Regions from separate parts of the Homo sapiens genome. Here region 2 is linked to region 1. The links are chromatin contacts, found by Hi-C in ENCODE. All regions are on one chromosome and are shown on one strand. Each heading gives the region's core, a stretch centred on a gene start or an enhancer-like site at or near the end of the contact. The rest is flanking DNA. Distances are from core to core; before and after follow the strand shown. Region 1 holds the start of FAM199X (family with sequence similarity 199, X-linked). Region 2 holds the start of LHFPL1 (LHFPL tetraspan subfamily member 1).

Region 1 (6,786 bases), core at 2,596-5,095:
CCAAATTCATCCTTTCCTTAAATGTCCACTGATCTTTGACAAAGGAGCAAGGGCAATATAATGGAGGAAAGATAGTCTTTTCAATAAGTAATGTAGGAACGTCTGGACATCCACGTACAAAAAGAATGGATCTAATTCTTACATCTTTCACAGAACTTCCTGAAAGACCTACCACCTCTTCAATGGAAAGCATCAACAGTTTGCACCCTACAATTCTCTGAATTCCTCACCTCAAAATCCTCATCTTGCTGCTTTCACCAATCCTGGATTGTTGTAAAATGATGCTTGCCCAGTCTTAATCAAGACCCCACATTGAAATATCCACCTTAAATCAAACTTCCAATTCTTAATAAATTCTGCCCAGACATTTCCCTCTGAAACATTGCCAAAGCTTTGTGCAAGTTGAGGTTTTCCTTGCCAAAATACGTAAGAAATTCAAGCTTTGTTTTATCAGCAGGTTTTGTTGGTGATATTTGACTCAGCTAAATACACACACACACACACACACACACACACACACACACACACACACTTCGAGCTCATCAATCACATGAAAAAATTATAAGGGTTAGATCACCAGTTATTGGGTTAAGTCCAGTATATTTCTATCCAATGGTAAACAAAATGATAAAAGTTAATTGACAATTCTCGATACCACTCAGTCTCTCCTGCAGCCATCAGCTCTCTGGTAGGTAAATTATGCATCTGAAGACTTTAAGGCAGATTACCCCAGGGTTTGCTCTCAGGCTCAGATCTTCAGAGAAAATAAGGAACTACTATACCCACCCACATTTTCAGAGAAACAGAAATTAGGAAGGATCTTGGAGAATGGAAGGGAGAGATGAATTGGGTAAATCCATTGAGGTGAAGTACACCCAAGGGACAAACCAAATCGAAGTGAGACAAGAAGGCAGGATGCCCAACAGTCATCAACTCCAGTGATTAAGAACTTGGTTAAGATGTATTAATACATTATTACCATATATTTAAGTAAACATTATACATACAGTGCACCAACTCTATGTACTGCTATCCGTGTCTATGTCAGTATTTCTCACTGAGAAATATATGGAGGGACCTCTTTTTTTTTTTTTTTTTTTCCTGAGACGGAGTCTTGCTCTGTTGCCCAGACTTACTGCAACCTCCACCTGCCAGGTTCAAGCGACTCTCCTGTCTCAGCCTCCAAAGTAGCTGGGACTACAGGTGTGCACCACCACGCCCAGCTAATTTTTGTATTTTTAGTAGAGATGGTGTTACACCATATTGGCCAGGCTGGTCTTGAACTCCTGACCTCAGGTGATCTGCCTGCCTCGGCCTCCCAAAGTGCTGGGATTACAGGCATAAGCCACCGTGCCTCGCCTGGGACCTCTTTTTTTTTAAAAAAAATTCTCTCACACCCAAACATTTCTGTAAATTCTTTTTATAATATTTCTTAAATGTAAACAAACATTAAATTCTACATGTTCATAAAGCTCTTGTACAAATGTAACACCAAAGCAAATTTACAAATTGTGCACAAACTTTTTTACAAAGTCAGTGTAATGTGGTATATATGATGAAACAAAACTGCCCTAGAAACGTGAACATACTACTGACTGGCAAGCATATGCTCTTGGCCTTCGGCTTGTAAGTATGTCTTGGGGTTGACTCCACTTTCCCATCACTTTATTCTCTTCAGACTACTGCAACCCTTCATTTGTTTAGGAAGATGCCAAGTATGAGGTGCACCTCATTTGTCTTCTCACAGGATCATGACAATTAAAGTAGTATTATCTTATGCTAATTCATTGTGAAAATAAACTCAAATACATGTCCTAATCATGTGGCAGCAGTTAGTTATCATGTGGTCATACAGATACTTCAGAATATGCTTAAACACAAAAGTAAAACACATACTTGTAGAAACCTCACAGACTCTCTCATTAGACTCCGCTTTAAAAAAACACCCACCTCTTATAGTATGTGTAAAAGGTATATATATTTAAATTAGACCACCAGGCACAGTAGCTCCACCTGTAATCCCAGCACTTTAGGAGACTGAGTTGGGTCAATCACTTGAGGTCAGGAGTTCGAAACCAGCCTGGCAAACATGGCAAAACCCGTCTCTACTAAAAATACAAAAAATAGCCAGGTGTCGTGGCACATGCCTGTAATCCCAGCTACTCAGGAGGCTGAGGCAGGAGAATAGCTTGAACCCGGGAGGTGGGGGTTGCAGTTAGCCAAGATCGCCCCAATACACTCTAGCCTGAGCGACAGAGCAAGACTCTGTCTCAAAAAAATATAAAATAAAATAAAATAAAATAGACTATTTCGTTAGCTTCTTATTAACAGTTCCTGGTGCTATTACCTGAGTGCCTGCATTATCATGCAGCACTTGACTCTTGTTTCATTTGGATAATCAAGTCTCTTGTTTTTGGGGACTAAGCCATGGCCCATTCAGCCTCACTGGCCTCAGACCCCTGGGGATTGGTGCATTAGGGACCATAGAACAAACCATCATCAGCCTCACTTCCACAAGTTTTAAATTGGTCAGCCTCATTAGATATTAATGAATGATTCATTTTGAAAGCCACATACACAATGCAACACACCTTCTTGCAATCTCAATGAAAGAAAGCCGGCATGCTCAACAGTCAAACAACCAAGTAACTGAAGCAAGATAATGTATACATTTTAAAGGCACGTTGGAGAAGCTGTTTTCACTATAAGTTGCATTGGTAGGGCAAGGCACAGAGTTTAATACTGAATGGGGCTTGTTTTAGTGACAACCCCCCACTTCTCCTGCCCTCTTTCTCTTCTTCCTCCTGCCTTCTTTCATTTTTCCCCTCCTTTCCGCCTATTTAAGTTCTATGCTTTCCTGAAGGATCAATGTAGTTTCTTCATAAATATAGTTAATGCAAAGAATTGCTTTTATTGAAGAATTATGCTCTTATATGAAAATGTGCTTCCTTTTATAAAATAATATTAGGTAGTTTTAAAAATTGTCTTCTTTGGGCAAAGTAAGAAATTAGTAATCTTGGGGTTTCCTCTATTTTTTTTTAATCTTACGCATCCAAGAACAGGAATCACTTGCCCAGAATATAGAGAAGAGAGATGAGATAAACAGCAAAGTACACTATATAACACCTAACAAGTTGATTCAAGTTGAACAAGTTAAGCTCCATAATATATTTTCTACGGGAGGGAGGGGGCAAATTAGCAGGTGTGCCTTAGTCTCCTTTGGGAGTCAGGGAAGGCTTCACTGAGGAGATAACGTTTGAGCTGGAGTTTGAAGGATTAGCAGGGGAGAAATGGCAGGGCATTCCAAGCAGGGTGCCTATGAGCAAAAGGCGCAAAGCACAAAAGAGTACGACGTGTCCAGCAGCTCTGAGTAGGCGAGTGGCTGCAGCGTAGGGTTCTTGGAGTTAGGTGATCAAGGGTGAGGAAGGGACTATTTTCCCTGCTTGGACGATTTCTCCTACACCTCATTGCACGGTGCTGGGCACACACTGCAGGAGCTCAATAAATACTTGTTGAATTGGGACAGAATGAAAGAGTGCGCTGGGAACCAGGGCATCTGGATGTTTTCTCACGCACCCGCAGTGTGACCTTGGCCAAGTCCCTTTTCTGGGACTGCGGTTCCTGCTTAGTAGTCGAGTACGAGTGAGAAAGCGGAGGAGGAGGTTGGCCAGAGGCGCCTAGCCTTTCTAGCGGCCTGAATCCCTGATTCGATGCGTAGAGGGCGGGGCGGGCCGCTTGGGGCCGCGGCGGGCGGAGGTTCAGTTCCTCCTCCGGTCCAGCAGGGGGCACGGGGAGTGGCTTCCCGCCGCCCTTCCCCTCCTTGCGGGCGCCGGGCAGACTGCTGCAGTCGCAAGCGGCGAGCGCAGTGGGCGGGGCGGGCCTGGCCGGGCCGGGCGGCGGCGCTGCGCTGACGGGCTGAGTCTGGCGGCGGCGGAAGCTGCAGAGGCCACCGGGGCGCTAACTGGGTGGCCGGTGGGCCGCTGTGGCCTCGAGCAGCCTCTTCGCGCGGCCCCGCACCCCGGCAAGCAGCAGCGGGCCGCGACGCCCAGCCTGCCAGTGAGCTGCGACGGGCACACCCCGGAGCGTCGGCGACTGCGGACAGGTTAGAGTGGGGGCAGGGGCGGGCGCGGGAGCAGCCCAGGGCCAGAGAGGGAGCCCGAGCCAGGCCATCTCCAACCATGTCCGACGAGGCCTCGGCCATCACTTCCTACGAGAAGTTTCTAACCCCCGAGGAGCCCTTCCCACTCCTGGGACCTCCTCGCGGGGTGGGCACCTGCCCGAGCGAGGAGCCGGGCTGCCTGGACATCAGCGACTTCGGCTGCCAGCTGTCCTCCTGCCATCGCACCGACCCGCTCCACCGCTTCCACACCAACAGGTACGAACTGCACCTGAGGGCAGGGGTGGATTTTCCACTTCTGGTCGCCCCCCGCTCCTGATCCTTCGTCCCGGGCTGCGCTTCCAGTCGCCCCCTCCCCCACCTGCTTTCGACCAGCGCTCATTCCCGGCCTCCTTCCCTGCCCCCCCTCCCTATTTTCACCCCTGCCCTCCTATTTTCCTTTCGACCGGCGTTTTACTCTCTTTTCCTCATTCATATTCTGGCTATAGCGACTCCTCCCTTCCCTACCTTCTCCCTCCCTTGCTTCCCTTCCCTCCCCCCATCTGTACCCTACGAATCCCAAACCCCCACCCTTGATTTTTAGATACGCCCCTGTTTGCATCCATCTGCAAAAGTTTAACCCCTTCCATTTCCGGTACGCTGTAGAGGAATTTGGATGGCTCAAGATCAATCCATAGATCTTTTGAAAAGTGGCGTTGAAAGGTGGAACATTTAAAGCTAGAAGCTTCATTTTCCCTATTTTTAATCTGTCTCACAGTCCTGTTCCCCCCGCCGCCACCACCCCTACCCCATTTTTTTTTTTAGTTGAGCGCTAGGAAACTAGTCGATTCTCTCTTTTTTTCCTCCTCCTTTATTAACTGTTTGCCTTAGCGCTTTAGGCTCTGCCAAAATTGGTAAGCTTAAATCTGGAGGATTCCTTCATATGACATATCCCTTGGTTTCCTTCCCCTTTGAAGAGACAGAGTAAGGCTTAGGATGGACTGACTTACACAAATTTATTCAGAGGGTGTATCTCCTCCTAACTGATTTCAGTAGAAGGTAGTGTTCTGGAGACTTCTCTCATGCAAGCATTTACGTGTTAGATCAAATCTTGGGGGGTGGGTTGAAGACGTTCTAGATACAGCCTCAAGTTTTAACATAGGTGGATATTTGAGATACATATACAAAGGGCTGGGGGGGTGTGTGGTTAAGGCTCTAGGAGAGGGGTTCAGCTATGGAAAATACTGGAGATAAATTAAGAAATCTAGTTCTGACTTCTGATCCAAGTTTATGATGTGAGTTTGATCAAATTCTTCCATATTTTAATGTCTTTAGCATATTTCTCCCCTCCCTTCCCTTAAATCAGTCTGTAGATTGAATGAGCTTCTACCAGATACAAGGAATGTGTAAAAGATGTTTCTTACATAAATGAAAGTTATAGTCTATGGAAACAAGGTGTTATAGTTAAATAATCAGAATATCAGTATAACACATCTCAAAAGGAAGTGGCAGTAAATTTATTATGACTACTCTAAATCGTCATTGCAAAAAATGAAGAAACAGGCCCAGAAAGAAAAGATTGAGTTCAAGGTCATAAAACCTAGTCAAGCAAATCCAAGACTATTCCTTTGAAGCCAATGATTAAACTTGGAGCAGAACTAATTGATCCAGTGTTACAAATAGAACTTATGGTTTCCTAGACCAACTCACAGAAGCCTATTTAACCCCTGATGTCACTGTAATGTGAATGTAACATATTCATGAAATCAAGTGTGCTTAGGGTTATTTATGTTGAAAAATAATGTAAAAGAATACCTTTGTACATATTTGGCATTTAAGTTTTGCAGCCTTGGAGCAAGTCACATACCCAGGAAAGTTAAATAATTTCAGAATGATCCTGCTGTGATGATGAGGGCAAGGGAGTGAGGGCAGAGGCTGTGGGTAAGTACTGCCAAAACTGGGTAGAGGTGATGGGGAGTGAAGTTATGAGAATAATATGTTTCTTACAACTTGTTCTGTTCCTTCCTCCTCCCCGTTTTTTCCTGTGTTTTCTTTCCCTTAAAGACTGTGGTGAGGTCAGGACTGTTTTTCAATGGGGCAGTGAGGAGGGGAGAAGGAGGTTCTTTGCAAGCCCCAGTTTTTCCAAGTCAAGCATTTTTCCTAGTTACTGCTTGCTTTTTTTTTTTTTTTTTTTAACTTCCCTCTCCTACCCTACTTTTCGCAAGGCTTGGCATGGTGGCAGGGGTTCTAATGCTCTGTATCCTTTTCAGCAGAGAGTAGGGGAAGCAAAATTAGCGATATTCACAGCACATGATGTTTCTGTCCTAGGCTACCTTGCCTTTTAAATGTATTATCCTTCTGCAATGTTCTGCTTTCTTACCCCTCCTCAAGATGGTGCTTGAGAGGACCATAGGCTTCCAGCCATTTCTTTTCAGGGAGAAGCACACAGCTAAATCATATATCGGGCAAAGTTTAGGGAGTTCTTTTATTTTGGAGTTGTATGTGTCACTTTTTTCCTTCACATCACATCATTTGTCAATTCAGGCAACAACCCAAAAATCAGATTTCAAATAGTTGAGTGCTGAAATTCTGCCTTGGGTTTAGTGATTGTAAAACAAATTTTCATTGGAAGTAGGAAGCTTGTTAATTGGTAGATATTTGACTTAACCTTAATTTTGCTTCCTTCTTGG
Region 2 (6,786 bases), core at 1,897-4,396, 8.5 Mb after region 1:
ATAAATAATTTGTTATATGCCTTTATAAACTTTTCTTGTTGCAACCTAAGGCCAGATCCTTTTGTTGGGTCCTCAGAGGTAATGGAGAACAGCTAGCCACCATCTTCCAAATGAGAGCCCTTCATCAACTCAGATTGCTAGCAGGAGACCTTTAGCCTTTTTCCCCATAATGAGCATTCTCCCTCTCCCTGTGGTGTCCAATTGCCAAGCCTTTAATCATTTGTTCTCACTTTTTTCACTTTCTTGTATACCTACTAATGTATGGGCACTTACAATGAAGTATCAATGAAAGTGAAACGTTGCTTTTATATTTCTCTTGGTGGAGAAAAACAAAGCTATTCCTTCCTGTATCACCTCCTCCCCAGTACCCACAGAAAAAGACACAAATCCTTTTGTTTCCACTTGAGCTTGTTGTGCAACTTCTGAGTTAAGGAAAGCACTGCCTTTCCCAGGGTAAGAGGGTACAGGCAAAACAGTAAGCAAATTAAAGACTAGAACATGAAGTGGTAAGAAAGGGAGTCAGTGACTTAACAGCTGCTGAGGGAAACATGCCTGCAAGACTGCTGGTTTAGGACTGGTCTGTGAAGAGCAGCTTTCTTGGCACTGGTGTTGGCAAAGGAACGTGAACAGGCCTTTCTCCTCACGCCCCCAGACAGTGTGCATTGTCTTCCTGCCAATCCTGTTACAAATACATCTTACTCAGAGTTGAGACTTCCCTAGGAAATGAATGAGATATGCAGGCATATGTTTCCAGTGGGTAAATAGAGTCCTGCTCCAGAGAAACGTGTTGGACCGATGTGACTCCTTATATCAAGTTGGGTATATAAGCAGCCTGACCATGCTAGATCTTTCTGTTTCAGACAAAGCTTCAAAAAAAAAAAAAAATACTGCTACTCCCCAAACATTTCTCTCCTCATGTTCTGCTACCTGTCTCCCTCAGGGGTTTCTTCTCCTCTGGCTATCTCCATTATGAGAAGTGCTCTGAGTTCTCCTGTGCCTGAAATCATCTCATGATGTACTCACTCATCTTGGTGACTCTAAGAAGATCTCTCTTTTGACTTGTGTCTTTTATTTCAAATTCCTCAGATTTCATGTTTGCTGAACTTCTTTCTGGGCCTTCTTCTTCCTTCCCTCCTTTTTTAGTTTGGGGTAGAAAGACCAGCAAAACTGTGTTGGGTGAGTTTATGTGTTTATTTGCATCTCTCCATCCAGAGGTGGGAATGCTCACAAGCAGGTAAGGCATTAAAAGGCAGGAAGCCAGAGACTAAGTGGAGAGAAAGGACTAACTGAGCAATTGATAACTTTGAAATGATCAACTCTAAATAAATATATTTGACCATGCAGAGACAAAGAGAGCTCATAAAAAGAACCTCCACATCAGGCCCTGGGCTATTTCCTTTCTCCAGAGTTTGAGACTGGAAAGGTAGGAACTGGAATAACCTCCCCAAATTTCATATGAGCTTCTCTCTCCTTCCCTCTCCCCAAGATGCTGCTCCTTGAGCTCCCCATCTATCCTATGATTTTAAAAGTGAGGTACCAATGAGAGATCTTCATCTCAGTTCTTATTCTGGCTAGACAGGTGCCATCATCTTCAGTGATAAGCTGGTTGGCTACGAGTTCTATCTCACACTCTCAGCTGGTTAGAAACTACCCCTATCAAGATCCCTGGCAAGACATTGTTAAGCCCTAAACCCCAGCCCTGTTATTGTTGCCCATTAGTCTCTCCACTCCATTGTATAAGCTGGGAATAAAATGTCACCACAGCTGACCACTTCTATTGAGTGAATCTGGCCCATATGGGAAGAAGATGGGCTGATTGCTTTTCCAATCACTTCAGAGAAGTTGAGAGGCAGCATGGTATATCAAGAATGTTTGTCTCAACAGAATCACTTTCAATGCTTGTTCAGAATCACTTTCAATGCTTGTTCAAAATGCAGACTATGTCACCCCCTCCTTGATTCACTGAATTCGAATTTATGGGAATTCATATTGTTAAAAATCCTCAATTTATTCTAATGGGAACTAATGATTGAGGAATACTGTTTTAGTGGAAAAGTCACAATTTTGGAATCAGATCAGAGACAGAGTCCTGAGGTCTGCCCCTTACAGGCTATATGCACATAAAAAGATCACTTAAAACCTCTGAGTTTTGGTTTCATTTATAAAATGGAAATGATTAAGCATAAAATTCAAGTGAAACATCTGCACTATACCTAACACCAGAGTAGGTATCAATTCTCTCCCTTTCTACCAGAAAAGACCCTATTCTCTCATAAGTAATGGAAAAGACTTGAAACCACCTAAGATTTAGAACATCTCTCCTTTCCCCTTTCTCTCCCCACAACCACTCCATGGGTGATTTTTCCTCACCCCTAGGCTTCATTCTATTTTCAGTTCCCCACCACAAAATGAAACCACTTGGCCAAGTGTTCTTTGCAAGAATGGATTTATAGTTTAAGTATTTCAGGTTCTTCTGGAAATTGTCATGCCTTGGCACATAGTAGGAACTCATAAATATTTACCAAATGGATGCATTCTTTTATTTCCAGCCTGAGAGGCCTCAATATTTGCATTTCAGTTTAACTTCATTACCCCATTTCCGTCGCATAACCCCTTAGATTTAGGCAAATCCAGGAGATCAACCTACCACATTAGCAAACCGGATCCATTTTTACTTGTATAGACAGGTCATAACAAAATCACTCTCTCCACTCCCAGAAACAGGCACTTCATCTCCTCAGGTTACCAACTCCCCTGGGGAAACCAACTAGCACTTAACCCTTAGGTCCTCAAATCTTGTCAATATGAAATAGGAATCCAGCCCTGATTCATCTTAGCCTCTGTGCAAACAACGGACTATGAAGAAATAAAAAAGCACCAGGCTGCCCTCGGGTAGAAAACGGCTTCTCTGAGCTTTGAGATGAAAGGACAGGAAACCTGAGAAAGGAAGGGGAGAAGGGGGGGCTGAGCAAGGGGAGAGCAAAGCAGTTTCTTATCCAGCTGTTTGAATTGCATTTGGCCCAAGTTGCATATTTACCTTCTGACCACGAAGGCTGACTGACTTGTTCCCTCTCTTCAGGCTCAGATCTCAGAAACAACTTCTCCTTACAGCTTGTTAGACAAGGATGGGAATACTAGCTGCCCTTTGCAGTGATGCCTGAAAACCTTGCTTTACCTTTGGGAGAAAGGGGCGGAGTCCAACCTAATGGGGATTAACTCCAAACACGCTGGAGGCTTCAAACCCAGCCTCAGACATACAGGCACTTGAAATAGAAAGTAGCTTAGTGGGCACAGAGTCCCCAAACCTCCAACCTCACAGCGGACAAAGCAGCTCTGTGTGTGTGTGTGTGTGTGTGCGCGCGCGCGCGCGCGCGCGCGTGTGTGTGTATGTGTGTCCGCGCGAGCGCGCGCGCATGCGCGCAGGCATGCCCGCGCTTGAACTGCGTTATCTTACTTCCTCACTTGCTGCCCAAAAGCCTGCTGAGGAACAGAGATTTTCTCTAATTTTCCTCCAATGCCCTAGATAATCTCTACCATGGTAGGTAGCAGACCCATGTGGCTAGAAGTGACTGAGAGAACACATGCCTAAATAGAATAAGACAGAACAACCTCTTCTCCCCAAACTGATTTCCATTGCCTGATGGGGAAGATGCTCCAGCAGAGCAATCTTTGGCTCCAAGATGTAATGAGCTTACATTTCAGAATTTGTGGAAATCATACATTGAAAGGAATAACTAATATATTTTTATAGTAATAATACAATCAAAAGTCAGTGTTTAATTTATCCCAGTGCACTAATAACTGCTACTCTGCTTGGGAAAAGAGCTGAGTGGTCTGGAGATGAATGGAGCTTTGCCTGATGTTCTACTCCAACCCGATGTCATATTTCCCACCTGTGAATGTCCCTGACACTTCATATTTGGGGAAACTTATTATCTTCTACCTAGTATCATTATTATTATTATTATTTTCGTACATGTCTCTTTTCCCCTCCTAGATGGCCTGTGAATGGGGAACTTTGCTGAACAAATCCAAATGATTTAGAAGGAAGAATGGTTACATTAACAGAGCACACTGGACTGATCCAAAGTATCCATGCTTCTCTGATGGCCCAGTTCCCTCACCAGAATGCTACAAAGGTGATTAGGCCTATTTTCTAGCATGTTGTGGCAATAATTCAAAATATGACCGTAAATTAACATATTAATTGTACCGTGATTATTTAATGAACTTACAAAGTTTCTCCTGCCTTCTGTGTATACCACCTGTGTCCTGCCTTTTATCAGTGATATGATCCTATATTCATGCATGTATTTGTCTATCTAGCAACTTTCCATCAGCAATTTTTACCGTTTTGTTCTACAACACAGTGATAAATCCATTCCCATCTGTAATCATGGCTTACTGAGGCCATCATGTTTCTGGGGGAAGCACAGATGACTCCTTAGGTGGAATGTTAGACTTTTGGCAGTGTAAGCCCCCCAACTAAGTTTTATAACCTCCCAGCTGTCATTCCCTTAAGAACCATTGCTTCAGACATAGGATTATGTAAAAAGAAATGTTAGGCCCTCCTTCATTAAATATAGGTTAATATTAACTGACACGTAGTAACTGTGTGAGATACGGCTGAAAATGTTGACATATAAAAAATAGATGATCCCCACTCTATGCACAGCAGTAAATATTGCCCTTTGCTTAGTGACTACACCTGTCATTTGGGGAACCTATCATTATTTGAAACTCTAAGAAGAATACCATTTTACTTTCCTCTTTTATCCTCTTTTCTCTATAGACACTTAAGTGTATAATAAATAATAATCTAATTTATTGGACAAAATTTTATTTCCTGTTCTTAACAGTTGAACGCTCTCTCAGAAAAAAATTGCTTGCATCTTGTGGCTCTTGATATGTTTTCAATTAAAAATGCTCTTCAGCCTTGCTTTCGTAAGATTATGTGGAAAGGCTTGAGAAAGGAACACTTCTTGTAATGTATTTAGGGGACAGGATGGTGCTAAAATGGGTATTGGAAAGGAAACTAGGGAATACCTAAATCCTGCCTTCAATCAGTCTGGAATAAGAGATTCTGCAAGGGTAAGATATGGGTAACAGGTGATTCTGATATATACCCCCATCCCCATCCTTCATTTGCCAAACACTGTTGTATACAATAGCATTTCCCAAATGAGATGAACACCCCCACAGCATTTTGCAGTCTAGACAAGGGGTCAGCAAGCCGGAGACTGTGCATGCCAAATCCAGTAGGCTGTCTGTTTTTGTAAAGTTTTATTGGCACACTCCCACTGTTTATTCACTTATGTATCATCTATGGCTGCTTTCATGCTACACTTGCAGAGTTGAGTAGTTGTGACAGAGATCTTATGGTCCACAAAGCCTAAAAATATTTACTAAGTGACTCTTTACGGAGAAAAGATGTTGACCCCTGGTTAAACACACATCAGTATATTATAGTAGAGACATTGTGTTGATTACGAGGAGAAAGAGGTTGGAAAGGAAGGGAAAATTGTGAAATAAAAATAAATGCTGCTTGCTGTCAGCTTTGTTAAGGTGCCAGTTAACCCACACTAGTTAAAATCTATTCCCTGTGAGTTAGCAACACACAGGAATTCAGCTAAGCCAAACATTTGGTAGTTTTATGAAAATATATTTTTCTGTTAATTATCCTTTGAACCTCTGTTGATGTTGTTTTCCAACATATTTTAAGTTATTTTTTCCTCTTTTGTCAGAGCGTCTTCTTCTCTTATTAGTATGTTCTGTTCTAGTCTTCCAAGACAGAAGCATTTATTTTGTAAAAAAAATCATTTCTAGAATCCCATTGCCCTTGAACTTCGGGAAATTTGTATATATGTGTTTGCAAATTTAAAACCATGTGAACTCCATGACCTGTCACCAATACAGATTGGATATGGAAGGTACTCCTTGCCTAAACTATAGTTTCAGTTATAGATTGAAAACCTAGAGATGAAACTTATATTTCTTTAGTATATAAAAATGAGAACCAATAACTCTTTTGTTGAGTTTCCTTTTTGACCTCGAAGGATGAACTGATAGTGTTAAGCAGTGATGTGGTGTGTTGGTAAACATTTAGTAACTGGCTTCAGGAGGTGGGAGGTGGAGGGCTGCAAAAGAGCCCTGATTTGTGGCATCTGCTGATTGCCATAGTATAAATACTCCCATCACAGCCAATTTCAAGCTACCAGCTTGACATCAGTAAAAGTAGAATTGGGAAGAGATACACACAATCGATTCTTAGAAGCTGCTACAAGCCAGCTTCAGCATACCACTGGAACTCGGATTCAAGAAGTTACTTCTATCTTGGTCTGTGTAGATTTATAAGCTACACACAATATTAACAAAAATGGGATTGCTGTTATAGTTGTTTCATATGTTACACATAGGCTTCTCTCCACTACACAATATGTTTCAAAATATATTTTAAAATGCATTTCAAAAATATTTTGCTGCACCAACTTTTAAGCTTTTGCAGTGCAATTTGTGTATTATTCAGAAGTAAACCAAAAATAAATTTGCTCATGGATCTTGCTGCCTGCTTTAACAGCTTTTGAGGGAGGATTTTTATTATATTTATAGTAGATGAAAATAAAACAGATTGCAAATCCTTTTTTTAACTAAAATCATGTACCAAATTTTGGGTCCAAATTGAATAGGGTAAGTTAAACTAAATTGCATTATATTCACACTACTATGAGTATCTTTCTGTAAGCATATTTATGTTTAAGTAAACTTTAAAAAAACAGATTTAGGAAG

Evidence for each region. A loop is a pair of places that touch in the nucleus more often than their neighbours do. Pooled maps may share reads with other maps.
Region 2: a pooled map shows a loop between it and region 1 (5-fold over the local background). The contact joins the promoter of LHFPL1 here to the promoter of FAM199X in region 1. A Hi-C loop is called at or near these places in 1 of 50 pooled maps.

Annotation. Positions count from the first base shown.
Region 1 is chrX:104,162,608-104,169,393 of GRCh38, forward strand. FAM199X (family with sequence similarity 199, X-linked) reads left to right here and starts at 3,846. Exons shown (of 6, transcript NM_207318.4): 1 at 3,846-4,375. The coding sequence starts at 4,179. RefSeq lists a silencer at 3,634-4,123 and an enhancer at 3,688-4,188.
Region 2 is chrX:112,676,792-112,683,577 of GRCh38, forward strand. It overlaps LHFPL1 (LHFPL tetraspan subfamily member 1), which reads right to left and starts at 3,147. Exons shown (of 4, transcript NM_178175.4): 1 at 3,038-3,147.